3 separate regions of the Homo sapiens genome follow, and all the other regions are linked to region 3. A link is a loop called in an ENCODE intact Hi-C map of the cell type or tissue named here. Cell type or tissue: HCT116. All regions are shown on one strand. Each heading gives the region's core, and the rest is flanking DNA. Links, peaks and the distances in the headings are about the cores only.

What was found. A loop is a pair of places that touch in the nucleus more often than their neighbours do. Peaks named below come from ENCODE experiments on the same cell type or tissue, not always from the same donor. Only the 100,000 strongest peaks of a DNase experiment are listed, where the experiment ranks them.
Region 1: a loop joins it to region 3, with 2.0 times the contacts of the local background. A loop is called at or near these places in 1 of 110 quality-filtered maps.
Region 2: it touches region 3 in a loop (3-fold over the local background); 1 of 110 quality-filtered maps calls a loop at or near these places.

Annotation. Positions count from the first base shown.
Region 1 is chr17:16,600,934-16,611,542 of GRCh38, reverse strand. No RefSeq gene overlaps it. Among named protein-coding and RNA genes, the nearest start is that of ZNF287, 37 kb to the right of the region's middle. In HCT116, for the core only: no CTCF peak of the experiment used is centred there; no DNase peak of the experiment used is centred there.
Region 2 is chr17:16,643,605-16,654,213 of GRCh38, reverse strand. ZNF624 (zinc finger protein 624) reads left to right here and starts at 364. Exons shown (of 6, transcript NM_020787.4): 1 at 364-450; 2 at 4,468-4,556; 3 at 6,820-6,885. The coding sequence starts at 4,470. LOC124903934 (a long non-coding RNA gene) reads right to left here and starts at 322. Exons shown (of 4, transcript XR_007065639.1): 1 at 244-322; 2 at 1-130. RefSeq lists a silencer at 455-654 and an enhancer at 610-1,120. In HCT116, for the core only: no CTCF peak of the experiment used is centred there; no DNase peak of the experiment used is centred there.
Region 3 is chr17:16,550,834-16,559,985 of GRCh38, reverse strand. ZNF287 (zinc finger protein 287) reads left to right here. Exons shown (of 6, transcript NM_020653.4): 6 at 6,560-9,152. The coding sequence ends at 8,130. Among named protein-coding and RNA genes, the nearest start is that of ZNF287, 14 kb to the left of the region's middle. In HCT116, for the core only: no CTCF peak of the experiment used is centred there; a DNase peak (open chromatin) is centred at 8,123.

The DNA.
Region 1 (10,609 bases), core at 5,362-7,861, 53 kb before region 3:
ATTTTTAATTTTTCCCATTTTAATTTCAAGTACAGTAAATATCAATAGATATAACCTATATAAAAAAACTCTTTGGGTTCCTCAATAATTTTTAAAAGTGTAAAGCAGGCCGAGTGTGGTGGCTCACGCCTGTAATCTTGGCACTTTGGGAGGCTGAGGTGGGCGGATCACCTGAGGTCAGGGGTTCGAGACCAGCCTGACCAACATGGAGAAACCCCATCTCTACTAAAAATACAAAATTAGCCGGGCGTGGTGGCACATGCCTGTAATCCCAGCTACTCAGGAGGCTGAGGCAGGAGAATCGCTTGAACCCAGGGGCAGGGAGGTTGCAGTAAGCTGAGATCATGCCATTGCACTTCAGCCTGGGCAACAAGAGCAAAACTCCGCCTCAAAAAAAAAAAAAAAAAAAAAGTGTAAAGCAGTCCTGAGACTGAAATGTTTGAAAATAATAGCCCTTTAAATTCCCTATGAATCTTTGACTCATTGGAACACTCTTGAAATTAATATTTTGCCATTTCAAAGCAATGAAAAAAACTGACAATTTAATTTCATTTACTCCTTGCCTTTTGTTCCATTGTTGTCATAGATCTTTATTTCTATATTTATTTTAAACTCCCGAAGATATTACTATTATTGTTTTTAAGCAATGTCTGCTTATATTTACTCACATATTTAGCTATTCTCGTGCTCTTAATTCTCTCCTGAAGCTCCTTGTTCCAGTTGCTGTCATTTTCCTTCTGCCTGATTAACTCTTCTGGCATTTTATTATAGTCTTCCAGTGGATTCTCTCAGCTTTTCAGATATATATTACATTCATTTAGGAGGATAATTTCTCTTGAAATAGAGTTCTAGGCTGTCATTTGGGGTTTTGTTTGTTTGTTTTTGTTTGTTGGTTTTTGTGGGTTTTTTTGAGACGGAGTCTTGCTCTGTCGCCCAAGCTGGAGTGCAGTGGCGCGATCTCGGCTCACTGCAAGCTCCGCCTCCCGGGTTCACGCCATTCTCCTGCCTCAGTCTCCCAAGTAGCTGGGATTACAGGCGCCCGCCACCACTCTCGGCTAATTTTTTGTATTTTTAGTAGAGACGGGGTTTCCCCGTGTCAGCCAGGATGGTCTCGATCTCCTGACCTCGTGATCCGCCCCCCTCGGCCTCCCAAAGTGCTGGGATTACAGGTGTGAGCCACCGCGCCTGGCCGGGCTTTTTTTTTTTAAGCATCTAGAATAAAATGACATCCCATTGTCTTCAGCTTCCAGAGTTTCTACTAAAAGGTCCATTGTGAATTGTGAGTCCCATTGTTTTCTCTCTAGCTGCTTGTCAGATTTTCTCTTTGCTGTTAGCTGTCATAGGTTTTACTGCAATGTGCCTGGGTGTGCAGGGGTTTTCTTTGCTTTTGAATCATACTTGGGGTTTGTAGAGCTTTTTGAGACTGTGTTATGATGTCTTTCATCAGTGTGGGGAAATTCTCACCCAGGTTTCTTCAAATATTGCTTTACCTCGTTTTCTCTCTCTCTAATTCTAGGTTTCCAGTTACAGATAGCTTAGGACTTTTCACCATGTTCCAGATGGCTCTTACGGTTTTCTGTATCTCCCATTCTTCTCTATCTATCTGCATCAACCTGGATACTTTCCACTTACCTGTATTTCTGTTATTATCCTGTTTTTAATCTATTAAAACCATATTTTGAATTATTCATTTTACTCAGATGTTTTATTTCTGGAATCTTAGTCTTCTTTTTATATGGATTCTATTTATTTGCTAAAATTCTTCATTCTTTTTTCTCTTTTGAATATATTATTTATTTTAAATAATATTTATTTAAAAATCCTTGAGTGTTAACTGCAATAGATGAATTGCTTCTGGGTCTGTTGCTATCTGGCCAATTGATGCTTTCTTTTCCCCTGCATGACTTCTAATATTTCATTTGATGGCAAACATTATACTTGAAAAAATTATAGATGTTCCTGACTTATGTTCCTCTAAATAGAGCTAAGTCTTATTTTAGCAGATGGTTAGAATACCAGTAGATCACGCTGATCGACTACAGATGGTCCCCAACTAATGATGGTTTGACTCACAATTTTTTGACTTTATGATGGTTTATTGGGGTACTAAATGTATTTTTGACTTATTTTCTACTTAAGGCAGGTTTATTGGAATGTAACTGCATCGTAAGTCAAGGGACACCTGTGCCTTTATATGGTTGTGTTCCTATAAGCAGCATCTACAGCCTGGGAACCAAGGAGTGGGAACAGGAGAGTCCTTGCTCACCATCACTTCCAGCCACCCAGCTGACGGTTATGTGCTTCCCTATCCCACGAACCTCCGTTCTGTAGCTTTAGAGGTCGAAACAATTCCCTTGGGAAACACATCAAGCGTTCTTTTGAGCTGTAAACTACAGCTGCTGCCAAGGAGCCAGCCAGCAAGCAGAGGAGTCACCATCCCGACAGGGGTATTTGATCCTGATGATTAGAAGGAAGTAGGGCGATTAACACACAGTGTTAATCACAGTGGGGGAAGGGAGAAATATGTTTGGCACCCAGGTAATGCACTTTAATACTGGAAAGCTCCCTGTACTACCTTGCCCCATTTTCATAGTAAATAGATAAGTGCAGTAGCCATAGCCTGAGAGGCACATGGTGACCAGGGGCTCAGGGATGAATGTCTGGATCATGCCACTGGGAAGCCACCAAGACCAGCAGAGGTGCCAGTGGAGGTTGAGGGGCACCTGGAATGGACAGCAGAGGACAGCAGCAATCACTGTCAACTGCAGGGTTAAGACCAACTGCAGTGGGGACGGTGGCTGCAGTCCATCCCTTGGCCTCTTACAAGTTTCTTCCTGGAAAAAGAGACCCACCAGGATCCTAGAGTTGTTTCTCCTAAAACTTATATGAAGAAGTGAATCCAAGTGGTGGAAGGTGTGGCCTGCAGTGGCTGTCAGGTGGTGCCACCCACGACCCCCTTTCAGAACTGAGGAATTTGTTCTCCAGCTGCTGGGAGTATGGCTTGCAGACAGCCCTCAGCTGAAGGGCATCCCGTCGCCCTGGAACACACGTCGTTCCTGGGACAGCCACAGCCAATGACTAGTTGACATAGGGGCAAAGTTCTGGCCCTTCCACTCAAAGTTGGGGTAATTTTGAAGGGCTGTCTCAGTTCTGCAGCTCTTCCTGGGGTCAACTGGCACCCTTACTGAGACTGCATAGCAGCCTAACTTCTCCCTCTACCCAATCCCACTTTCTTCTCTTCTATTCTGCAGGTTGTGATATGAAAGCCTCCATACAAATCTCCATCTCACAACTTTCTGGGGAACCCAACCTGAGTGTCCTTCCCCACCTGTCATACCTCGAAAATATAGACTTTATTTATGGAACCAAGAGCTAAAATTGCTTCTAATTTTTCACTATTATAAATACAATTTCGATAACCCTGCAGGAAAGTCTTTGCAAACAACCTTAATTGTTTCCATGGGATCATAAAAAAATGGAATTTCTTAGGCAAAGTAACACATATTGATAAGGCTTTTTAATTCACATGCCCAAAGCCTTCTGAAAAGCTTTGCACACTCAGCAGCTGCATGTGGGAGTGCGTCCTGCTCCTGCATCTGTTGCCTGCCTTGGGCAATCACATCCTTACAATTTTGACATTGCCTTCTCTGTATTTGAGAATTTTTGCATCCCATAGAAATCAGAGAAGGAGGCCTATTCTTTCCATATAAAATCCCTAGAAGAAAATGAGCTTTTACCTCATAATAACTGAGGTAAGCAGGATTCAAAACTTTCAAACTCTGTCATCCCATCTGCACCAGGAGTTTCTCCTAATCTTTTCACAGGAGCAGTGAACTACTCTGTCCCTTATGGCCATATTATCGCCAGGAAAATCCTGATGCTCCAATTCCCCAGGCTGTGGGAGTCCCAGGACAATCCAGGTCTATCTGGAAATGTGAGCGGAGGATCAGCGTAGCAGGATCACTATTCTTTTCCTATGGTGAGAAACACCTTCTGGGCAGATTCTGGACTCATGTTTTCTGAGGGAAAAGCTGCTATCTCCCTCCTGGTAGCTTTTCTGTGTGGCCAGTGCTCGGAGCGTTACAAGTCAGAGGGAAAGAAGTTAGAGTATAAATCAGGCTGAAGCTGGATCCAGCCCACAGACTTGTGGTCCTTGATGCCTTCCACACTCTCTGGGAACTCTGTGTCCACTGCAGATATGTGACCAGTAAAACCGGAGTAGCACAGAGAAAAGTGGTGAGAAAATGCCCTGCCTGGGGCTAGCTCTGTCCAATTTCCCAAGAGCTTGCTCCTGGAAATTCTGCAGGATATCTTGGAATTCTCATGGTTCTTAAACTCCTCTACGATGAATGGTGACAGTGAGATCACCACTTTCACATCCATAGGAGCCTTGCAGAGAAGAAAAACTCCTTCATGGGCCAAAGGAATCTAATCCTAGCAGGATTTCAGACACGGGGATTTGGGGTGTGAGAAAGTCTTGGAGAACTGGAGAGATACTCTCGAAACCTCTCAGATTTCCTTCCTGGGCCACCACCTACTACACCTCTGGATGAGATTGACTTGTTCAATAAGGTCAGCATGGATGGCATGTTCTGTTGAAGCTACAAGACTGGAAACAGCAAAGAGGCTCAGTCATTCCCAAGACAGCCTCAGTAGCCTCTCCCTGCTAATATAGCATAACAAGATGACAAGGACATTTAATATTGGGAGGCAGAGACCACTTGACTGGCAGAATCTCAGCAGATGTAACTGGTGACATGATTTTCCCTACATCACAGGAATTCGGTAATGACCCAGATCCAACCTGACTCAGAGTTATAAAGATTTTATAAGACTCCAAATACATTTCCCATGCCTTCTCACAATTTCACTCCACCAATACCATAACAAACTACAGTCACATAATGCTGCACATTCTTTCCCTTCCCATCTCGATTAACCCTTGTTGGCAGGAGTGCTGATTCCAAGGCGATAAATAGGCTTTTTCAGCTCACAGAGGCTACTAGGACTCTATGAGCTGGTACAAAAGCAACAGAGGATCCCCAGGGTGCATGTGTCTGATCCCTTAAGACTCTCCATTAACACCCTTGGAATGCACTCAGTGGAAGAGACTGGCTCAGTACCTTCCCTGCTCCCTGGAACTGGATTCGAACCAGGCCCTGGACTCAGCCAGGTGTTCTCTTTAGGGACAAAGGTCAATCTTCTGGCACTCCCTTCTTGACCAGCACCACAATGGCCACTCTGCAGCTTCCACACAGCATATGGCAAAGCGCAAAATGACCTGGGCACAAACTGGGCCTCATTCATGTCTTGACAAGGCAGAGGCGTGAGAATATCAGGTGGGTGGGAGGGTGGGGAGTGTTACCAAGCACAGCTTCAGACAAAACTTCTCCTTTCTTCTGGCATGGCCTGAGTCTGGGCCTGGGGACTTCCTCCACTGGAGCTTTTCAAACCCAAGCTTTGCTCCACCAGTCTATCCCTTCCTGGGGTGTATATAAAACCCATGGGATTTCAGTGCCGCTTCTAAATATTTTATTTATTGACTAAAAACAGGAGATTCCTGTTTGTAAACAGCCAGATGAGACATAATTATTTTAATAGTCAAAATGAGAGGAAAAAAACTTTAATGATTAAAACCAAGGCCTTGATTGAATAAACTATTAGAATCCATAGAATGGCCATCAAGCCATTATCAATTATGCTATGGAAGAATATTTAATTATCCATGTATAATGGTAAGTGAAAAAACATTAACAAAAGTATGAAAAATGTTATTCTGTTAAAAGTGCATTTGGGAACCTACCTGTTTCCAGTTTGGGGGTCATTATTAATTAAGCTTCCATGAATATTTGTGTACAGGATGTCCTAGCCAGAGCAATTAAGCAAGAGAAAGAAATAAAAGACATCCAAAGAGGAAAAGAAAAAGTTATATTCTCTCTGTGAAGGACATGAAAACACTATAAACTCCACCAAAAAACTATTAGAACTCATAAACAAAATAAATTCAGTAAAGTTGCAAGATACAAAATCACCATTTGAAAATCAGTAGTGTTTTTATACACTAACAACTATCTGAAAAAGAAATCAAGAAAACAATCCTATTGACAATAGCTACAAAAAAGGAGTAAATTTAACCAAGGATCTGTACACTGAAAACTATCAAACATTGATGGAAGAAATTGAAGAAGACACAAATAAATGCAAAGATATACTGTGTTCATGGATTATAAGAATTAATATTGTTAAAATGTCCATACTACCAACACAATCTACAGATTCAGCGCAATTCCTATCAAAATTTCTATGTCATTTTTCACAGAAATGGAAAAAAAAACTCCTGAAATTCATATGGAACTACAAAACACCCTGAATAGCCAAAGCCATCTTGAGCAAAAAGAACAAATCTAGAGGCATCACATTGCCTGGTTTAAAAATCTACAGAGCTATAGTAATAAAAACAGCATGGTACTGGCATAAAAACATACAGACTCATGGAACAGAATAGACTGCCCAGAAATAAGTCCACATATTTACAGTGAAGTGATTTTCAACAAAGGTGCCAAGAACACACAATGAGGAAAAAGCAGTATCTTCTGTGAATTGTGCTGGAGAAACTGGATATCCACATGAAGAAGAATAAAATTGGACCTTTATCTTACAACATACACAAAAATCAACTCAAAATGGACTGAAGACTTAAACATAAGACCCAAAACCATAAAATTCCTAGAAAAAAACATTGGGGAAAAGCTTCATGACATTGTTCCAGACATTGATTTTTTGTGTATGACTCTGGAAGCACAAGCAAGAAGAACAAAAATAAACCAGTGAATTATATTATGCTAAAAAGTTTCTGCATAGCCAAGAAAATAATCAACAGAGTGAAGAGACAACCTATATATAAAGACCGTGAACAACTCAATAGTTAGAAAATAAACAACTTGATCAAAAAACGAGGAAAGGAATTGATTACACATTTCTCAAAAGTCTACAAATGACTAACATATGAAAAAATGTTCAACATCACTAATCATCAGAGAAATGTAAATTTAAATCACAATGAGATGTTATCTTACACCTGTTGGAATAGCTATTATCAAAAAGACAAAAGATAAGTGTTGGCTGGGATGTGGAGAAAGGGGAATCCTTGTACGCCATTGGTGGGAGTGTAAATTAGTACAACCATTATGGAAAACAGTATAGAGTTTCCTCAAAAAATTAAAAGTAGAACTACCATATGATCCAACAACCTCACTTCTGGGTATATACCCAAAGGAAATGACATCTCTACTTCCTAAAGATATCTGCTCTTCCATGTTCATTGTAGCATTTTCCACATTAGCCAAGATATGGAAACAATCAAAGCTTTATCCATCAATGGATGAATGGATAAAGCAAATGTGGTATATATACATGATAGAGTAATATTCAGCCTTTAAAAAGAATGAAATGCTGTTGTCTGAAACAACGTGGATGAACCTGGAGGGCACTATGTTAAGTGAAATAAGCCAGGCACAGAAAGACAAATATCACATGGTACCACATGATCTCACTTATATGTGGAATCTGAAAAAGTTGAACTTATATTACCAGAGACTGGGTGTGGGAGAGTTGGGGAGATATTGGTCAAAGGGTACAAATTTCAATTAGGAGGAATACGTTTAGGTGTATTGTACATCATAGTGACTATAGTTAATATGTTGTATGTTTGAAAATTGCTAAGAGATTTTAAGTGTTATCACCACACACAAAAAATATAAGTATGTAGGCCAGGCGTGGTGGCTCACACCTTTAATCCCAGCACTTTGGGAGGCCAAGGTGGGCAGATCACCTAAAGTCGGGAGTTCAAGAGCAGCCTGACCAATATGAGGAAACCCCATCTCTACTAAAAATACAAAAATTAGCCGGGAGTGGTGGCATGCACCTGTAATCCCAGCTACTTGGGAGGCTGAGACAGGAGAATCGCTTGAACCCAGGAGGCAGAGGTTGCAGTGAGCCGAGATCGCGCCATTGCACTCCAGCCTGGGCAACAAGAGCGAAACTCTGTCTCAAAAAAAAAAAAAAGGTGAGATGATGCATATGTTAATTAGCTTGATTTAGTCATTCCACAGTGTATACTTATATCAAAATATCATGTTGTATACCATAAACATATATAACTTTTACCTGTCGATTATAAATTAATGTCAGTTCAAAACTAATTTCATTACATTAATTAATGAAATAATAAGTTATAAATTAATTATTCAATGGACACGAATAAACATTTTTCAAAGAGGATACACAGATAAATGGTCAATAAGCACATGAAAAGATCCTCAACATTCTTAGTCATTAGGGAAATTCAAATCAAAACCACAATGAGAAACCACTTTACACTCATTAGAGTGGCTATTATTTTTAAAAGAAAACAGAAAATTTTGTTCTTTTTATGGCTGAGTTGTATTCCATGGTGTATATATACCATGTATTCTTTATCTACTCACTGGCCGATGGGCACTTAGGTTGGTTCCCTATCTTTGCAATTGTGAATTTTGCTGCAATAAACATACACGTGTAGGTGTCTTTTTGATATAATGACTTCTTTTCCTTTGGGCAGATACCCAGTAGTGGGATTGTGGGATCAAATGGTAGATCTACTTTTAGTTCTTTAAAAAATCTCCATACTGTTTTCCATAGAGGTTGTACTAATTTACATTCCCACTGGCAACGTATAAGCGTTCTCTTTTCACTACATTTAGGCCTACATCTGTTGTTTTTGACTTTTTAATTATGGCCATTCTTGCAGAAGTAAGGTGCTAACTGACGTAGTTGCTTTTTTAAATAATATAGTGATTCCTCAAAAAAATTTAACCTAGAAATATGACATGAAATAGCAATTCCACTTCTGAGTATATAATCAATAGAACTGAAAGCAGGGATTTGAACAGATATTTGTACACCAGTGTTTATAGCAGCATTATCATAACAGCCAAAAGGTGGAAGCAATCCAAGTGTCCATCAATGGATAAATGAATAAACAAAATGTGTTATATACATACAATGAAATATTATTTGGCTTTAAAAAGGAAGGAAATTCTGACATGTGCTACAACATGAATTAACCTTGAAGACATCATGCTAAGTAAAATAAGCCAGTCACAAAAGGGCAAATATTGTATGATTCCACTTATAAGAAGTTTCTAGGCTACTGAAGTTCATAGGCAGGAAGTATAATGGTTGTTTCCAGAGACTGTAAGTAGGGAGGAATGAGATGTTATTTTTAATGGTAGAGTTTTGGTTGAGGAAGATTAAAAAATTCTGGAGATGGATGATGTTGATGGTTGCACAACCATGTAAATATACTTAATGCCACAAAACTTTACACTTAAAAATTATTAAGGGCGGGGCATGGTGGCTCCATAGTTTACATGATGGTTCATTCTTAGTGTTGTACATTCTATGGGTTTGAATAAATGTGTAACATGTATTCACCAATATAGTATCTCACAGAGTAGTTCCACAGCCCTAAAAACCCCTGTGCTGTCCTTGTTCATCTCTCCCTCCCCCAACCCCTAGCTACCACTGATCTTTTTACTGTCTCCATAATTTTGCCTTCTCCAGAATGTCCCGTAGTTGGAGTCATACCGTATGTAGCTTTTTTTCCATTGGCTCCTATAACTTACTAATAGGCATTTAGGGTCTCTCCATGTGTTTCCATGTCTTTGTAATAACTCATTTCTTCTTAGTACTGAATACCATGCCATCATTTCTTTCAGCATCTCCTCCTGAATTGAGTCCCTCAATTCACAAAAACAAAAGAAGGAAAATCTTTCAAAAACCCTCTCTAACCCCATACATGATCTGTGTGCGCTCAGCACAACACACCTTGCTTCCGTCTCCCACCCCCCAGAGGCAGAAGCTGGAGCTCACAGAGAAGTGCCTTGTCGCTGGGCACACACTTCTGTCCAGCCCAGCACCGGATCATTGCACTTCACCGCCCTTCCCCTAGTTGCCTCTAAATGGGGCACACTGCTGAGTCTCAGTGCTCCCTTGGCCTTCCCTCTCAGTCCCCTCCCCCAAGTCCAGGAACACCCTCACCTTGACCTTGACCACCAGGGATGCAGTGTGGAAGCACTTGGATCCCAAGCAGGGAGCCACAGAGGCTGGGCTCACGGCTGAACTTGCTCTGGTCCAGGCAGGCGCTGCCTCCAGAGCACCTGGATGATGGTTTCAACAAGGTCGGCGTGATTCTTCCATGGAGACAGAGAGAGGCAGTCAGCCAGAGAGATGGAAGACTCTCAATCGGCCGCCATACCCCAGAGGCTCAAAGAGGAGATGGGACAGTTACCAAGTCCCCAGAGCAACTCAGGTCCTCAGCTCGCTACCACACTCCTCCATTCTCCACGATGCTCAGCAAGGATCAGGCGCTGCTGAGTGCTCTTTTGGAAAGGTCTGAACTGCTCTGATTGCCCTGGGACTTGCCAAAGATGGGTCCAGGCCCTCAGAAACTGGAGGTCAGGAGAAGGCACCTATAATTGGAGAACCGAGACTCCTCCCTTGACTGGCCTCATAACAAGGGCAGCAGAAGACCAACTTCCAATGAGAAGAACCCGGAACCCGGGGCTGG
Region 2 (10,609 bases), core at 5,395-7,894, 95 kb before region 3:
GTTGTCTCTTCCAACTCTGAGGGAATTGTCATAAAGGGAATTGTTCAGAAATATGTGTTTCCAAGCACTTGTTCACATATTTGTCTGGATCACATCTATCTGTTCTCTCGACGGCTTTCTTTAGTCGCACCTAAATGTTCCAAGACAAGGGTTGTGTCATTATTTGTATCTCTAGTGCTATTGCTTTTGACACATAGTCAAGGCTTCTCAACAGAAGTGTATCCAATTGGAATTTTTTCTCACCCTCGAAGAGCCAATTCCTTCACTAACGCAGACAAAAGGGGCGGGGGGCTCAGGCGCTGAGGATTCTGGGCACTGTAGTTCCGACGCTCCGGCTGCGCAGGCGCAATGCCCTGCCTGGAGGCCGGCACCGCCGAGCCGCCGCCATTGCTGGAAGCGTTCCCGCCCTGCTCTGCGAGTTCCCTCAGTTGTCCTCAGTTCGGCCGCCAGGTACTCGTTGTCCCGGGCGCCTGGCCTCGGTTGCCCGCCGCCCCTCCCTTGGCGCTTGGCTCCCGGCGGCGTCCGGGGCGTGGCCGTTCCCTCTAGAGCCCCTGTCCCTGAGCGGACCCGCCCACTCCTGAGAGGCGATTGGGGCTGGGCCTCCTTCCCGAGTGTGGGTTCAGTCTCCAGCTGGCCTCCCTCACAGGTAGGGCCGCGTGCCCTATGCGGCCTCCTAGTCCGGGTCCAAACCCGGGAACCCCCTCCCTGCGGGCCTGGCGGCGCTGGGGTTAAAAAGAGCCGGGCGCAGGGCGCAGGGAGTCGAGTAGGGCGGGCGGGCCCCTGACCCGACTTTCCCGGTCTTCCCAGCCCCGCGCCTTGCAGGCCCTGAGGAGGGCATACCCGAAGTGGGTAGAGGAGAGCAGTTAGGGAAAGAAGGCGAGGTTGGCAGGAGCATATCCGCTCTGGCTTCTGAACTGGCAGGGATGGAACTAGGTTCCACATCGGGGGACCTGCGCTACTCAGTAACCGAGGCAGCTTTTCCTGAAATGTCACATTTCAAATACTGTAATCACCTTTTAATCACTTGTCACTCCCTGACATGACAATGGTATTATTGCATTGGTTGGGAAATGCTGGACTGGTACATGGCGCTGAGATTCTCAGCAAAAACATGGACCCTTCATTATTTCTAAATAACTGCACTGGCCAAGGAAGCAAAACAAGTAAAGTTTCTCCTTAAGTCTCTGGATACGTTTGCAATAGTTGGAAAGACAGAGCTTGTAAATAGGGAAATTATAACTGGGGAATAGTGGCCTAGATATCTTCTGCATAATGACAAAGGGGACAGTAGAAACATATAAGGTGGCTACTGTCATGTACTAATAGCTGATTCGTTGTGCTCAAGTGACTTGCCTGTGGTCACAGTTTTACGGTAGCCAAAGCAGGGTTAGAACCTGGGGATGTGGCCAGCCACTCTGGGATTTTATTCCTATTCCACACTCCTATGTATAGGTAGATACTTCTTCTTGTCTGCTTGGAGAGTACAGAAAAGCAGAAAGAAGGGTAAACATCACAGCCCCAGGTCTCAGAGGTCTCAGTAGAGTTTTGGGTTACTCAGTCTTTTTTTCTATGCATTACATTTGCACAATTGAGATCAAGCTGAATATATTAAATGTTAAATATTGTTTATTCTAATTATAAAATAAAACAAGGGATTTATTGTAGTTTGGTTGTTAAACATATGTTACGAGCATAATCTACATAATCTACATAAAGTATTGCCAAAGAGTTTATTAATATTTACAAATATTTTAAAAATGATGACTCAGCTCACTCTTGATAAATGTTAAAGATGCAGAAAACCATTACTCTAGACCTTCGGAATTGAAAATGCCTTATGTTGCTCTTTGTAGGTCTGCTTTAGTGTTCGGGGGTTGCGGGATGGGGCAATATTCTTGGCTCATTTTTTTTCTTTGCAACCTTGTAAAACTTGGGGGTCAGTGTATGGGCTTGGGAGGGAGAGTCAGTTTTCAAGCTCTCTGAAGTAATATGCAACATCATATATGCATGTGCATTATTTTGTGGACAAGGTCAGATTCTCAGATGGGTCCGTACCCCCCCAAAAATTAAGATTTACTGGTATGCATAGATTGTGTAGTGGTGAGATCAGGGCTTTCAGGGTATCTGTCCCTAGAATAACGTACATTATACCCATTAAGTAATTCCTTATTCTCCACCCCCCTCCCACTCCTTCACCCTTCAGAATCCCTATTGTGTAACAGGCAATATTTCTTAAAATATTACACTAAAACTAAAACATTATATAATTTAACATTATATAATTAACATGTTAACATTATATTAAACTAAATATTTCTTAAGGTGTACTTGTTCAAGCTGTATATTTCTGTGCCTCACATCTAGAGATCCTGATTTTGATCTTGGATGGGGCCAAATAATTTCCTTTTTAATAAGCATATCCAGTGAGTTTTTTGCATTCTCAGATTTGAGACCCCTCTAGTTATACATGTGGCGTTTTCATTAGAAAACAGGAGAGGAGTCATAATTTTCATTAGATTTGCAAAAGGCTCTATGACAGAAAAATCTAGAGAAACACTGGCATAAGGCAAAACCACTTACTGGTTACCTTGAGGCTTCAATACAGGAATCCCCTCAGACTATTCTTTCTTTACCTCTTTTATCTCCACACTGTACCGCTTTCCTCCCTCAACTTCTCATTGTTTCTCTTCCACCAAAACCTTTTCATTGTGCCTAGGAAAGCCCCAGTGTCATGAAACAGGTCACTCTACATTTTTAAGATACTCACTTTTTTTTTTTTTTTTTGAGATGGAGTCTCGCTGTGTCGCCCAGGCAGGAGTGCAGTGACACAATCTCTGCTCACTGCAACCTCCACCTCCCAAGTTCAAGCAATTCTAGTGCCTCAGCCTCCCGAGTAGCTGGGACTACAGGCGTGCACCACCACACCTGGCTGATCATTTTGTATTTTTTAGTAGAGTCAGGGTTTCACCGTGTCAGCCAGGCTGGTCTCAAACTCCTGACCTCAGGTGCTCTGCCCGCCTCGGCCTCCCAAAGTGCTGGGATTACAGGTATGAGCCACCATGCCCAGCCAAGATATTTACATATTTTCTTGATTTAACTAACCCTGGTCTCCTCCTTGAGTTAATACATTAATCTGACAGTATATGTTTCAGTATACCCATATCTAGTTAATTTTTATATCTCTAATATTCTTTGCATTCTTGATAACCTTGCTTTATATATTCTTGTTTTTCAGAGAATAATGGTTAAGTACTTCAAGTATCTTTTCAGATGAGCTTCTGATTGTTAGACACTGTAAGGTTAGATTAAGTTCTGCTATGTTTATTGAGCAAAGCTACTGAACGTTATGAGAAGCAAGGTGCACATTCAGGGAAGGAGCAGATTCCACATGTTTAAGCATAACAAAGGCCCTACTTGCAGGACCATATAATTGCTTATAACACTTTTTGTACAAAAACTTAATACTTATTATGTCACTGCCCTCATGAATAAAGATTCATGAGGCTAGTATTACCATCCTAGAAGAATTTATATTGACAATCTGTACTGTTTGATATCCTACATCAGGCACTCCTGGTTCTTGAACCAAACTCAGCCTCAGCAAGGCCATACATATCATTAGCCAAAGGTAGAAAAGCAGGGCCCAAGCATCCCTGGAAAAGATCTCTGCCACCCTGTTGCTCCATAGGATAAAACTTTTATTAGGTATATACTTTTTTTTCAATATAAAAAGACTATAGCTTAATGCTTTGTGCACTGAATTTCATGTCTCTTCTATTATTATTATTATTATTATTATTATACCTGCTTCCTTTTTGTTTAAGTTTGCCTGATATAGAAAGGATAAAGATCTATTTGAATATCAGATTCGGAGGGGTAAATCAAGATTTCCAATATCATTTAAATTTTGAAGTCGTAGTGTTCTCTTTACATGAAACAGATCTCTGAAAATGTTAGGAAATAGACTCTTCGTGGGAAAGGCAAGAAAAGGAGATTCTTAGAATATTTAATTGTTAGATGAGTAAGTGATTGTGGCAAAGAAAGACTGAAGTATTTTTTTTCGTACTTCACACAGCATGTTGATTCAGTGGAAAAGGTATGGGCTTTGGAATTAGATTGATTTGGGGTCATGTATCTGCATGGCCTTGGGTACTTTAATTTTTTTAGGTTCAGTTTCCTCATCTATGGAATGGGAATATTATTCCTACTAGGTTGATGTGAAAATAAAATGAGAAAGTATTTTAAAACCTCCTTGTACAATGGCTAGCCTGTTAGTTGTGACTATAGTTAACAGTGCTAAAATCTTGAGCTCTGCCGGAGCAAGGGTCTTTGTCCCTCACTGATCTTAAGGGTTACTCTTGTGCTTCCTTAGGGAGGTCATGCTCACTTGTATGTCAGGATTCCAACTTGGTGAGTCTGAAATTCCCCAGGCAGGATTGGTTTCCATGGCTTATTTCTCTTCCTTAGGTATGTCTTTGCAAGACTCCACTCTTTCCAGAGAGGGGAAACCAGAGGGAGAGATTATGGCTGCTGTGTTTTTCTCAGTTGGACGCCTGGTAAGTTGGGATTCCCTGTTTTTGACCTACTATCTTGGTTTGAGAGCATGTTTACTTTGCCTGAAGGCTTGCGACTTCTCTACTTCCCCCGACACCCCTTCTGGGAACTCAACTAAATAGACCCATGAAAATTGGGTTCACAGTAAGGGTAGTAAACTATGGGACGATTCACTATACTTACTTAACCAAATATCAGGACACATGATCTTTCAAAAAATATCTGAGCTGTCGTTAGTTATGACAGGCATCTTTAATTTTGATATTAAATTTGTATTGTTCCCAGGAAATTTTAGTTATTTGTGGGACAGCAAAATGGAATATTTTTCAATTGGAAAATTTTATATAGGAAATTATGGGGAAAATATATGTACACAAACACATACCCCAGCCCTGATTCACAGGAACCATTCCCCTTGTGCCACTCTCAGTGATCTCTTTTCTACTCATTAAGAAGTGATTAGATTTAATAGATTACATTGAGAGAATATGTTTAAGACAGTGCTTGGCTCTAGGGAATTTACAGTTTCATTGAGGTAAAATGTACAAAAGTAATAATTACATTATTTGGGTGAACAGTAGTTGCTTATCGGTATGATAAAGATGAGTGCTATGTAAAGAAAGAAATGGGATGATAGTGTGGGCTAAACTGGTCATAGAAAGTTCATAAGGATAGTTAGATTTAAGCTGGTACTGAATTACAAGTGAGATTTTAATTGTCATAAAGTATTTATGAAGATAGTTCAGGTGAGAAACGGGTTTAAGGGCAAGGCTTCAGAGGCAGAGAACAGTGGGTGAGCTTGTGATTCAAGTTGGAAAGTTGTGACAGATAGGGCTGGAAGTTAGATATTTAAGATGAATCTTTTAATGTTTCCCTGAAGACATTTAAATGTGTGTGTGTGTGTGTTTGAGTGTCCTTGGGATTATTATTAATGTGATAAAAGCTGTGTTTTAGCAGTGACTTTAAAATAGATTCAGAAGAAAGAGAATACCAACAAATATAATTTGTTATAGTAATGATCTGTAATAACCCGTGATTGTGGTCTTTTATTCTTTGTAGCCAGAATATGTAACATGTAAATAGTCCTTTAAAATACCCTTGAAAAGATAAATAAAACCAAAATGTTGCCCTTGATCACCAGGTATAACCATATTTGTCTAATCGTGTATCACGGGATCAACCCGTCTCTATCAGAGATAGAAGATTCACATCATCATTAATTTTCTGGAATCTGAATATTTGTGCATTTTTAGACAAGATGTTGTTGAGGGAGAGTTAGCATAACATTTTTTCATAGTGATCTTTATGTAGTTTTATTATCCATAATTTTTTTAAATGGCACAGCATCTGAAATGGATAACTACAACTAGAAGGTAAAGTAAAATTTCATTGCATTCATAAAATCAGGCCCTCATGGGCTGGGCGCAGTGGCTCATGCCTGCAATCCTAGCACTTTGGGAGGCTGAGGTGGGCAGATTATCTGAGCCCAGGAGTTCAAGACCAGCCTGGGCAACATGGTGAAACTCTGTCTCCACAAAAAAAAAAGAGTACAAAAAATTAGCCGGACATGGTGGTGTGTGCCTATAGTCCCAGCTACTCAGGAGGCTGAGACAGGAGAATCACTTGAACCTGGGAGGCAGAGGTTGCAGTGAGCCAAGATCGCCCCACTGCACTCCAGCCTGGGCAGCGACAGAGTAAGACTCTGTCTCAAAAAAAATAAAAAATAAAAATAAAAATAAATAAATAAATAAGGCCCTCATGGAGATACAGTTTCTAAGTTTTGGAAGAAAACAATGTTATGAGAGGTTGCTGAAATATTTCCTGAGTGACTGTTGAGCCACATCCCCCCACCAAACACTGTAATGATTTTTCAATTGTAGAAAACAGATAGTGTTAGTAGGTTTTGAGTGTTATTCTTGAGCAAGATAGATACTTTCTGAGAAATAGATTTCATCCCAATATGAAAAAGTAGAATTATGTAGTGTCTGAAGGCACTTTATTATAAGTTTATTTTTGTTTTGATAGGTTCTTTTTTAAAAGCAGTTATATCTTTTTCAATCTTACGTGTGTTTGTCATTGTCCCAAACAAAGTGAAAGATTATGATTGCATGTTACAATGGGACTTTGATTTCAGCCCTAAGTAAAACAGTAGGTGAGGTCATCCTGTATACACTGCATCCACAGTGGATTGGTGGTGCTTGTTGAGGCTCTGCTGTAAGTCATAGGCAGCCTATCACTGAATGATCTTATCCTGTATCCCATCAGAGCCCTGAAGTTACCCAGCCAGATGAAGATCTTCACCTTCAGGCAGAAGAAACACAATTGGTAAAGGTAATACCTACTGTTGTACATATAATGAATACAGAGAAAATGCCTATTTTACTGCCTCTGATTCTCAATGTTCCCAGTTAATTGCAAGTTCACAATGATTATTTGATTGGTGTGGTAGCCCCAGGGCTGGTGGCATCAATTTAACAGATTTCATTTCTCTCAGAGGTGGCAGCCGTAATCTAGCCAGATAGTCACATCGTGATTACTAATGGTAAAATATCCTATCATTACGTAGTCTGAAGCTTGTGCTGCATTGTAAGACCCAATACTGTGCCATTAAAAAATACCAAGAGTACATCAACATTGTGGAAATAGTGTTAAGATGAGTTTAAATTGGTTTAGATATTTTATTTCTTCAGGATTTCTTATATGTGAGTAGTGAATCCACTTCATTTTTCCAGAAAAAATAAAAATCAGAAATTTGTTGTGATAAGAAAAATTATCCAAAACTTAGAAATAAATAAAAGATAAATGTAGGCCATTTCAGAGTCATATTAGACCATTGTCTTAACAAGCCTGTCTAAGGGTTATCTGACATAGCAGGGGAGGGTTATGTTGTTTGACTTACCATTTACTATTAATTAATATTTAGATCCTAAAAGTTAGATATTAACTTGTAGAAGATTGAAACATTGCAATTATTTTTGCTAGGATAAAAGATAATCCCCAAAGTTATGGTATTACTGTCCTGTAGGACATTAACCAGGTTTGTATCCAATTTTGCAGTCTTATTCCAGCATTCTTTTTTCCACTATCTGTACATCGGTTTCTTGCATCTCCTTTAAACCTGTCTTGTCAAGCTTCTGATCCCTCATTAATGACTTATGTAAATCTTTGGCAAGTATTCACTATGCTTTTAGAAGAATTATGTTTTTAAGTTTTTTAAAATTATCCTTTGAAAGTTGGTTTTATTCCAGAGATGTTTTTTGTAAAATGTGGTTTTTACTTTTGCTTCTATGAGAAAATACATTCTGAGATTCAGTTTTATACATAGTATTTTTGAAATGATTTTTTAAATTCTTTTTAACATACGATAGCTTAGATTCTTAAAAACTTAGAGTAGAAATATTCATAGTTTTAGACTTTGAACCATAAACCTTAGAAAATGCCATACTTTTTGACATGGTGTACAATTCATATGGTTTATTTTTGTTCTGACAAAGGGAGTCCCTGGTAGAAGATTAATTCTGTCTGGCTCTTCCCTAAATTCTGCATCCTTTTTATTATACATACTAAACATAGCTTAGTTTAATTTTACTTTTAATAGAACCAGTGATTTGATAATAACTATCAATAAGTTATTAATTTAATTTAATTGGTTTTGTATTTGCTTGATTTTCTTATAACTATTGCTGACATTTTCTTTTTTTTTTTTTTTTTTTTGAGATGGAGTCTCGCTCTGTCACCCAGGCACAGTGGCACAATCTTGGCTCACTGCAACCTCTGCCTCCCGGGTACAAGCGATTCTCCTGCCTCAGCCTCCCGAGTAGCCGGGATTACAGGGACCTACTACCACGGGCGGCTAATTTTTGTATTTTCAGTATAGATGGGGTTTTACCATGTCAGTCAGACTGGTCTTGAACTCCTGACCTCAGGTGACCTGCCTGCCTCAGCCTCCCAAAATGCTGGGATTACAGGCATGAGCCACTGCGCCCGGCTGACATTTTCAATTAGTGTTTTGTTTTTTTTTTTTTTGTAGCGTAGTCCTTTAAAAGAAGAAATTTCAGTGCTAAATGTCTTTTATTTTACAGGTACATGTTTTTTAGTACAAACGTCTAACAAAGAAACTATAGAAGATTGATGAAGAACTCTTATTGCATGATTATTATAATCAGACCAAAAGGAACACATCAAGACAAAGAGTCTTGATATTTTCTGAGTATCATAGTGCCAGTATATATGTTGTAACTTTTGGTAAACAACTTAATTTACCAACAACAAACAACTAGATAAGCATAGCCTCAAGATGAAGAGGAGATAATAAGCCTTTAAAAGCCTCCCAGTAACCGGGACTAGGCACCCACCACCATGTCCGGCTAATTTTTGTATTTTTAGTGTACGGGGTTTCACCGTGTTGGCCAGACTGGTCTTCAACTCCTGAACTCAAGTGATCTGCCCACCTCAGCCTCCCAAAGTGCTGGGATTACAGGCATGAGCCATGGCACCCAGCTGGGTTATTATATAATCTTGACGAAGGAGGGAATTCTGATGAAATTTTAATGAGATCAGGGATGTGATAGGCTTACAGCAAAATAGGCTCTGTATAAAAGAGTCAATACCATGTCCAGACTGCATAATGGATCTGGAGTCCTATTTCCTTGGAAAATACAAAGTTAAATGTAAAATGACATATTCAGAAACCCCTCATGTGAAAGTCTGCATCTGGGTTGCAAATAACTGCTTCTCAGCATCAAAGTCACTTTCATTCTTTCTGATGTGATTTCAGACTACACAATTTCTGACAGTCTATGACTTTAAAAGATGAGGTGTCTAATGAGTAAGAAAGCAGTAGTTGCTCAAAACGGGTAATTATGACATTTTACAGCTGCAGAATGACTTTAGAAGAAATATTGTTTGCCGTTAACTTGTCAGTTGGTTTTATCTGTATCTCTATTCTAGCTTGAGGTGTGGAAGGGCAGAATTTTACTTTCTCAGTATAAGCTAATTTTTACTTTCTCGAACTCTATCAAAAAGAAACTTTTACATCAGTCTGGCTTAATGTTATTTGCCCAGTGTCTTTGAGGTAGAGAATATGAGGCTTATGATTTCTGGTTTCCATTGTATGCATCAGTGTATTATCTTAGAATCAACAATTTTTGGGTATTATATATTAGGTTTCCAATTTTATTTGTCTAAATTATGAATAGAGTTGGTCTGGGATGGTGAAATTTGAAATAAATGGGTACTCTTTTAGCTCCCTAGGAACTTTTTGCAATAAAAATAAAACTTTAGTTATAGTAATAGTTTCTTCAGTTTGACAAAGTTCAGTTTCTGAATAAAGGATACTTAAGTGAATTTACTTTCACAAGATCAAAATGCCCTCAACATTCTTAGAAGTTGTTTTAGTGTGTTTGTTGCCATATAAAGGCATACCCAAGAGTGGGTAATTTATAAAGAAAAGGGGTTTATTTGGCTCACAGTTCTGCAGTTTGTACAAGAAGCATACTGCCAGTATCTGCATCTTGTGAGGGCCTCAGGCTGCTTCCATTCACAGTGAAAAGGAAAGAGAGACAGTGTGTATAGAGACTACATAGCAAGAGAGGGAGAGGGGAGGGGCCATGCTCTTTTTAACAGCCAGCTTTCATGGGAACTACTAATAATAGAGGGAGAACTCACTCATTACCATGAGGATGGCACCAAGGCATTCATGAGGGATCCAGCCCCATGACACAAACACCTCCCATTAGGCCCCATCTCCAACATGGGGATCAGTTTTGAACATGAGGTTTTGGGGGAAGGCATCCAAACTGTCGCAGCAGTTTTATGTTTCAAAGTTAACTCACACTTCTACATTCTACAATCAATTTTTCATTCGTTCTTCACACAACACAAACCTTTGATTTTTTATGATTATTTATTTACCTGATTTTCCCCTGGGAGGGAAGAAAAAGATTGTCCTTCTGGCAGTATTTTTAATGACACTTTACTAAGATGTAATTAATATATCATAAAATTCATAAAGTATACATTTCAGTGGTTTTTAAATATATTCACAGAGTTTGTA
Region 3 (9,152 bases), core at 6,616-9,115:
GAAAGACTCCATCTCAGAAAAAAGAAAAATATATATATATATATGGATGTGTATGTATTTATTATCAGTCCATTAATTCCAGTTTTTACATTTTATTTTGTGTTTTTGATGCTCAATTGTCCCAAATTTGGGCACTCTAGCATCAAACAAAAGTCCAGCATCTTTTTGACATGTCCCAATTTGTCTTCAACCATTTCCTTGCTTTCTGGCACAGCCAGATGTTCTTTAGGCTCACCTTATGCTCACCTTAGACTTGGGATTTCTCTAAGGAACCCTGATTCATTTTAGTAGGGAATGGTACTTAGAAACCAAGATCTGGGCCATAAGCGTATTCACTGTTTATGGGTATCATTGCTTCTGTTCAGTGGATAGAGCTAGGAAGTGTGTGTGTGTGTGTGTGTGTGTGTGTGTGTTAGTTCTTTTAAGTCAGGAGTTCATACTTAAACTCCAATTCAAATCTGACACCACAAGGATATTCCATTTTTTATATTCCCATATTCCATTTTGTATCTCCTTTCTTATACAGTGAATAACCTGGTTTCCAACAACATCAGTATATTTACTTATTTGCTATATCATATGTTACACACAAAAATAGTTTCACATTCACATTAGTATAACAAACAGTCTAGAAAGTTCAAGATTTCTTTGAAGTCCTTTTTGTCCTTAGAATATATACCACTAAGGATAGTGTTTTTTTGCTTTTTAAAATTATTTTTAATTTACATTTTTGAGTATGCAAAAACAGTAACATGGCTGAGAACTCAAAAACTATATAGAAAGGTATACATTTCCTTTCCTTCTGCTCTCTTCCCACCTACTCCCTATAGGTAACCATGATCATTGGTTTCTGATGTATCCTTCCCATGTTTCTCTTTGCAAAAATAAATTATTAATATATTATCTTCTTTTGTATATGAAAGAAGTATACTATGTATATTCTTGCATCTTGCTTTTATTCCATTTTTTATTTTATTTTATTATTTTATTTTATTTTATTGCTGTTGTTGAGACAGAGTCTCACTCTGTCACCCAAGCTGGAGTGCAATGGTGTGATCATGGCTCACTGCAACCTCCATCTCCTGCATTCAAGTGATCCTTCCTCCTCAGCCTCCTGAGTAGGTAGGACTACAGGTGTGTGCCACCACGCCCAGATAATTTTTGTATTTTTTGCAGAGGCAGGGTCTTGCCATGTTTCCCAGACTGGTCTCAATTTCTGGGCTCAAGTGATCCACCTGCCTTGGCCTCCAGTGCTGAGACTACAGGTGTGAGCCATAGCACCCAGACATTCCATTTTTTAAATCTAAGACACTGACTTCTTGTATGTCCACCAATATGGATGCTAGTATACAACAATGAATTAAACAATAATGACAAATATGATATGGCCAGGCACAGTGGCTCACACCTGTAACCCCAGCACTTTGAGAGGCTGAGGCAGGCAGATCACTTGAACTCAGGAATTTGAGACCACCCTGGGCAACATAGTGAGACCTGTCTCTACTAAAAAAATTTTTTTTAATTAACTGGTTGTGGTGATGCATGACTGTAGTCCCAGCTACCAGGGAGGCTGAAGTGAGAGGATAACTTGATCCCGGGAGAGCAAGGCTGCAGTGAGCCAAGATCACACCACTGCACTCCCACTGGGTGACAGAGTAAGACTGTCTCAAAGAAAAAAAAAAAGATATGCTACCTTAGAGTGAATTGTTTCACTTTTTTAAAAAACTAACTTTGGTCATTAGGTATTTTAAGGGTCATAAACTTTAAAAGCTAATTCTTCTCTATAATTTATGGCCTTATATGCCTTAGTTGGCAAAATACAAAATACACCTACAGCACACTAAATTCTCTGGGGAACAAATTCTGCACACTCTAGGCACTGAGAAAACATACATAGTGTAATGGAAATAAGCCTGGATTAGAGCCAGGATAGTCTTCTGGGAGATACTTGCAGTCTGAAGTCACTTTAACTTCTCAACATGAGGAGTTTTTTAGATCATCAGAGAGCACAAATTTGGGCTCTGAATACTCAAGAAAGGGCAATGTATAGTTATGCATTTGGAGAGGGGGGATTTTTCTCCCTCCAAAGAGCACCAAGACTGAGAAAGACAGTTCCTTTTTTCATCTTTTAGAGGTGAGGTTTTGGGGTTTTGTTTTTCTAGCCTAGCCTGTTCTTACATAGTGTGTAGTCCTCTGTTCAAGGGACTCCTGTCAGCCTCCTCTCCTTGGCTGGGCCCCAGCCTTTGTCTTCTAGCCCCAGAGTCCCTTGTACCCTCAAAATGGAAGTTTAAGGTCATCAAACATGATTGAGGAGCTGTCTCAGGCAGTCAACTTCAACTATTACTGACTTCTTGCCTTCCTGCTTGTACTTAATTTTTGGCCTGTGAGGATTTTGCTTTCTTGCCAGCTCAGAGATATAGTAAGTTGAATCTACCTTTGGTTAGGGTACTTCAGGAAGTAGGTTAGTCACACTTCAGGAAATGGAAACTTTGGTAATTAACAAACAGAATAGTAGTATTGGTTTGATGGCCATTACTGTCTCAGATCTTTTATAGTTCTTTATTATATTTTATGGTTTATTGTTCTTTATACAGTACTTTGCCATTCTTTGAGGTTCAATTCAAATCACACTTCCTCCACTGAAGCTTTCCTTGATTACCTGAGTCAACATTAATCTCCTCTGTTTAGAAATATTATACCACTGTTTGTCCTTATTAACCAACAGATAACACTTCTAACCAATCCTTTCTGGTTTTAGTGATAAACACATATTTAAACCCTGCTTAATGATCTGTTTCAGAAGTTTTAGTAAACTAATTTGTTTAAAATGTGCGTTTATCGGTCGGGTGCAGTAGCTCATGCCTGTAATCTCAGCACTTTGGGAGGCTGAGGCGGGCGATCACCTGAGGTCAGGAGTTCGAGACCAGCCTGACCAACATGGAGAAACCCTGTCTCTACTAAAAATACAAAATTAGCCAGGCGTGGTGGCACATGCCTGTAATCTCAGCTACTCGGGAGGCTGAGGCAAGAGAATCGCTTGAACTTGGGAGGCAGACGTTGTGGTGAGCCGAGATCGCGCCATTGCACTCCAGCCTGGGCAACAAAAGCGAAACTCCATCTCAAAAAAAAAAAAAGTGCTTTTATAGTAGCAATTTATTCATGATCACTATTCAGCCTTGTCACTTTAAGTTTGTTAATTATAACTTTAGTACTTTTCAGTTGTATGTACAATCTGTCATAGACTGATACTGATTGCATAGAAGTTGAACTCAACTTCTGGTATCATCTCATCTCTTTTTTGTGTATATACACACCTACTTGTATAGTCCATCCACATTCTCATTTTCTTCTGGGGAGGGGAATAACAAATCCTAGCTTGAGAAAGTTGGTTTATAAATTTTTTTCTTTCATAAAAGTAATATAACTATTTTCTATTTTTCTTTTTTATTACTTTTTATTTTGCTACACCTACTGGAGTGGAATATAACTACTTACTAGTACTAAATAGCAACAAAAGTAATATAGCAAATTTACTGAAAATTAGAAACCAGAAAACTTATAATATCATTATTAGCATTTTGGTAATCTTTTTCCACTTCTGATGTGTTTTCATGCTTGTTATGATACTCTTTTTTCATTTAACATTACTCCTAAACATTTTCTTAGGTAAACTGTGATTTTGTATTTGAATAAAAGTAAAAAAAGTAATTTGTAAATTCAAGGAGTACAAGGAAGCAAATATTAAGTGTCCCTCTCCCCTCAGTCATGACCAGGACCTTCTCCCCTTAGATTTTGTGTGTGTGTGTGTGTGTGTGTGTGTCTGTGTCTGTCTGTAACACAAATAGCATATCTTTACACAGCTAGGATCTTGCTCTACATTTTTTTATACACCTGCTTTTTTTTTCACTTAATGTGTCCTGCCACTAGTCCTTAAACTAGACCTACCTATCAGTTATCAATATTCTGTTATCCCTTATTCTATTAATAACTAGTCTCTTACTGATGATGTAGCTGTCATTTTCAATTACTGCATATTACTCAATTGAATGGATATATTTGTAAAGGTATTATACTATGATCTGCCTCTTAGAAAGTTTCTGAAGTATTTAGTACCATTTTTGCTATATTATAAATTCCATATTTGATTAAATTACATTATGTAATTCTTGATATTTGCAAGTTATATGTTTCCCACCTGGTTTCAAAGGAGAAAGAGGTTGTAACTTAAATTTTGTGTTAAGTAATTATACGAGAAACGTAATAATAGGCACCAACAAATACATATTTGGCTGCCTTATTACAGCCAGGTTAGATTGAGGGTCAACCTTTTTGGTTTGGTTTGGGGTGTGTGTGTGTGTGTGTGTGTGTGTGTGTGTGTGTGTGTTTGGTTATGTGTATGCATGCACATCTGTGTATGCTTTCATCTGAGTTCTCCTTTTTAAATGTTAATGTCATTTATTTTACCATTTCAGTTGAGTCGCCACCATATCCAGAGTCTTGGGCCATTTTCTAAACGAAATGTGAAAGAAGGATAAGCTATTTCCAGAATTTGCATCTAGGTTGGAAATATAAGAAATGTACAGAATTGTGAATTACAGTCATGTGCTGCATAATGATGTTTTGGTCAACAACAAACTGCATGTATGACAGTGGTCCCATAAGACAACAATGGAGCATATATAGAAGCCTGATGCATAAGCACTTAATATTTGTATTGCAGATCAAGTAGGGGAAGTGATTGATATCAGTAATAGTGCTGGTACATTTAGCTTTCCATATTTAAAAAAGGAAAAAAATATATATACATATATATCATCTAGGTTCATATAAGTATACTCTATGATGCTCACACAATGATGAAGTCGACCAACACCACATTTCTCAGAACGTATCCTCATTGTTAAGAAATCCATGACTGTACTCATATAAAGCCAAATTCTGTCATGAGCCCAATACTATATTGGGTTGAACCATATAAGGTTGCTGACATTCAGCCATTTTGACCTATAAAAAAAGGCAATTTCCTACATAATTCAACCTAATCTGTGTTTTATTTTATTTTTTTGGAGACAGGATCTTGCTCTGTCATCCAGGCTAGAGTGCAGTGGGGCGATCATGGCTCACTGCAACCTCCGCCTACTGGGTTCAAGCAATTCTCATGCCTCAGCCTCCCAGGTAGCTGGGACTACAGGTGCACACCACCACATCTGTCTAAATTTTTATATTTTTAGTAGAGACAGCGTTTTGCCATGATGGCCAGGCTGCTCTCAAACTCCTGACCTGAAGTGATCCACCCACCTTGGCCTCCCAAAGTGCTGGGATTACAGGAGTAAGCCACAGAGCTTGGCCTCTAATCTGTATTTTAAATTCAAAGAAGCATTGTAGAGAGAAATATGAGCTGGACTATAAACATCTTTTTTAATAGGTGGAGAAGGCATCGTAAAAGAAGGCCTAGAGTCTAGGATTAGCATGGCATCTAGAGAAGATTATGAAGAAGTAGTGGATAACTTTAGGCCAGGTGTGGCGGCTCATATCTGTAACCCTAACACTTTGAGAGGCTGAGGCAGGCGGATCACCTGAGGCCAGGAGTTTGAGGCCAGCCTGGCCAACATGGTGAAACCATGTCTCTATTAAAAATAGAAATATTAGCTGGGCATGGTGGTTCCTGCCTGTAATCCCAGTTACTCGGGAGTCTGAGGCACAAGAATCACTTGAACCTGGGAGGCAGAGGTTGCAGTGAGCCAAGATGGCACAGAGTCTGTCTCAAAAAAAAAAAAAAAAAAGTAGTGGATAACTAAATTAAGCTGAACATGAGTTGTAGTAGGAGACAATAGAATAGAAAGGGCTGAATTATTTTGGGACTGAGTGCCAAGTGGAGGTATTTTAAACTTTTTAACTTTTATACTTTAAGCCACTAGTCCTTAAACTTTGGTATGTAGCAAAACTGCTGGGTTTAATAAAACAGATTACTCAGCTCTACTGCCAGAGTTTCTGATTCAGTATGTCCAGGTGAGACCCAATAATGTTAACACATTTCTAGATGATAGTGATGCTTATGCTGCTATTGGGAGGACTGCCTTGAGAACCATTGTTTTAGGCCATGGGAGATTTACTAGAGATATTTGAGCATAGAAAGCACTCAGTGAAATTGCTTTAGGAATATTATGTGGGATTGTGTGGAGCAGATTGGAAGAGAGAGTGATGAGAGTCAGCATGTCTACTTTATGAACACATTACATAAATTAATCCATGAGGCCATCCCAAGTTATCCCACACAGTGTTATCACTGTTTTGACTTCTCTTAGCTCTGTCACCTGACTTAATCTGTTTTATTCCCTCTGTGTCCATGTTGAATATGAAGAACCTGTCTGTTTTCAACAACTTAGTCTCCCTTTTTTTGCCCTCTTTGTCTCCTTTCCCAAGTTTTAAAGACCATGATGATGAGGTTTTCAGAGCTGTTGTCTTTGGGCATTTTATCTATGTTTATTCTTTTGTTTCTATTTTGGCAGTTTCCTTTCTCCAAATAAATGAAGATTTTTTAATATATTTTTTATTTCAGAATGGGAAACTAAAGCCCAAGCATGTACTCCAGTGGAGGATATGTCTAAACTCACAAAGGAAGAAACCCATACCATCAAATTAGAAGACTCATATGACTACGATGATAGACTAGAGAGGCGAGGAAAAGGTGGCTTCTGGAAAATTCACACTGATGAAAGAGGTTTCAGTTTGAAGTCAGTCCTTTCACAAGAATATGATCCTACAGAAGAATGTCTTAGTAAATATGATATATATAGAAATAATTTTGAAAAGCATTCAAACCTAATTGTACAGTTTGATACCCAATTAGATAATAAAACTTCTGTGTATAATGAAGGCAGGGCAACCTTCAATCATGTCTCATATGGTATTGTACATAGGAAAATACTTCCTGGAGAGAAGCCTTACAAGTGTAATGTGTGTGGGAAAAAATTTAGGAAATACCCATCCCTCCTGAAACACCAAAGTACCCATGCCAAAGAGAAATCGTATGAATGTGAAGAATGTGGGAAAGAGTTTAGGCATATCTCATCCCTTATTGCACATCAGAGAATGCACACTGGAGAAAAACCATATGAATGCCACCAGTGTGGTAAAGCCTTCAGCCAGCGTGCACACCTTACTATACATCAGAGAATTCATACTGGAGAGAAACCCTATAAGTGTGATGACTGTGGGAAAGACTTCAGTCAGCGTGCACACCTTACCATCCATCAAAGGACACATACTGGAGAGAAACCATATAAATGCTTGGAATGTGGTAAAACCTTCAGTCATAGTTCATCACTGATTAATCATCAGAGAGTTCATACTGGAGAAAAACCTTATATATGCAATGAATGTGGGAAGACTTTCAGTCAGAGTACACACCTTCTTCAGCATCAAAAAATACATACTGGGAAGAAACCATATAAATGCAATGAATGTTGGAAAGTGTTTAGTCAGAGTACTTACCTTATTCGACATCAGAGAATTCATTCTGGAGAGAAGTGTTATAAATGTAATGAATGTGGAAAAGCCTTTGCTCATTCCTCAACCCTTATTCAACATCAAACCACTCACACTGGAGAGAAATCCTATATATGTAATATATGTGGGAAAGCCTTCAGCCAGAGTGCAAATCTTACTCAACATCATAGAACACATACTGGAGAGAAACCATATAAATGCAGTGTGTGTGGGAAAGCATTCAGCCAGAGTGTGCACCTTACTCAACATCAGAGGATTCATAATGGAGAAAAACCCTTTAAATGCAATATATGTGGGAAAGCATATAGACAAGGCGCAAATCTTACTCAGCATCAAAGGATTCATACTGGAGAAAAACCCTATAAATGTAATGAATGTGGGAAAGCTTTCATTTATTCCTCATCACTTAATCAACATCAGAGAACTCATACTGGAGAGAGACCCTATAAATGTAATGAATGTGATAAGGATTTTAGCCAGAGAACATGCCTTATTCAACACCAGAGAATTCACACAGGAGAGAAACCCTATGCATGTCGTATATGTGGTAAAACCTTCACCCAGAGTACAAACCTTATTCAGCATCAACGTGTTCATACAGGTGCCAAACATCGTAATTAATGGATAAGGGAAACTTCAATTCGGTTTTACAACTTTGTTTCAATTTTGTTTTGTGCATTCTATGTGTCAGAACATTCAGAAGAAGTCTGAAGAAGTGCAATATGTTAGATACTCAGCAGAAGTATCAGAAGTAGTGGTATGGATATAACCTATTTAGATTTAATGTGAAATTTAAGAAGGAAACTTGACTTCTTAACCTTAATTTGATATGATTTTAATTCATTACAGAAAGAAACCCTGTGAAGGGTATTCAAAAACATAACTCATCAACTCTCTATTTCAAGTACACTTATCCTTTGGTATACTCGGGGGATTGGTTCCAGGACCACCCATGTATACGAAAATCTACCCATACTCAAGTTGCACGGTCAGCCTGGTGGAACCTGTGTATATGAAAAGCCCTACATCTATGCAGGTTTCCCATCCCTGAATAATGTGCTTTCAAACTCTGTTCAGTTGAAAAAAAAAATTCCAGTATAAATGGATCTGTACAGTTCAAATGTGTTGTTCAAGGGTCAACTGTACATCCTAATGAGGCCTTATGAGTGTAACTTAGGAAGGTGTCCATCAAATAGAGATTTCACACTAGAGAGTGATCTTAAAATTACAGAAAAGAGTAAGCTGCTTTCAGGCCTTTTATTCCCAGCTTTGAAGCCTTAAAATATGTAAAGGACTCCCTTCCCTGTTTTACTTCCCCTTCTCCTGTTATGCCATAACTGCCATATGGAGCCAGTAGGTTTGAAAAAAAAACAGTTGGAAGTATCTTAAAGATTTCTATGTGACCACTGGTTACACCTTCCCTCAGATATGGAAATATTAAAGAGAAGCTTAATGAAAGATATGTTATGATAGAAACTAATGTGTATATAACATTAGATGTGTAGAGATTTAGTTAAACAGGCAAAAATTAAATGCCTCAAGCTTAAATGAATTTTCAATACACATTAGCCTTGATTTCACTAGGTTTTGACATTCAAGGTCATCCTGAAGGAAAAAAGTAGGTATAAAGTATACAGTTCCCA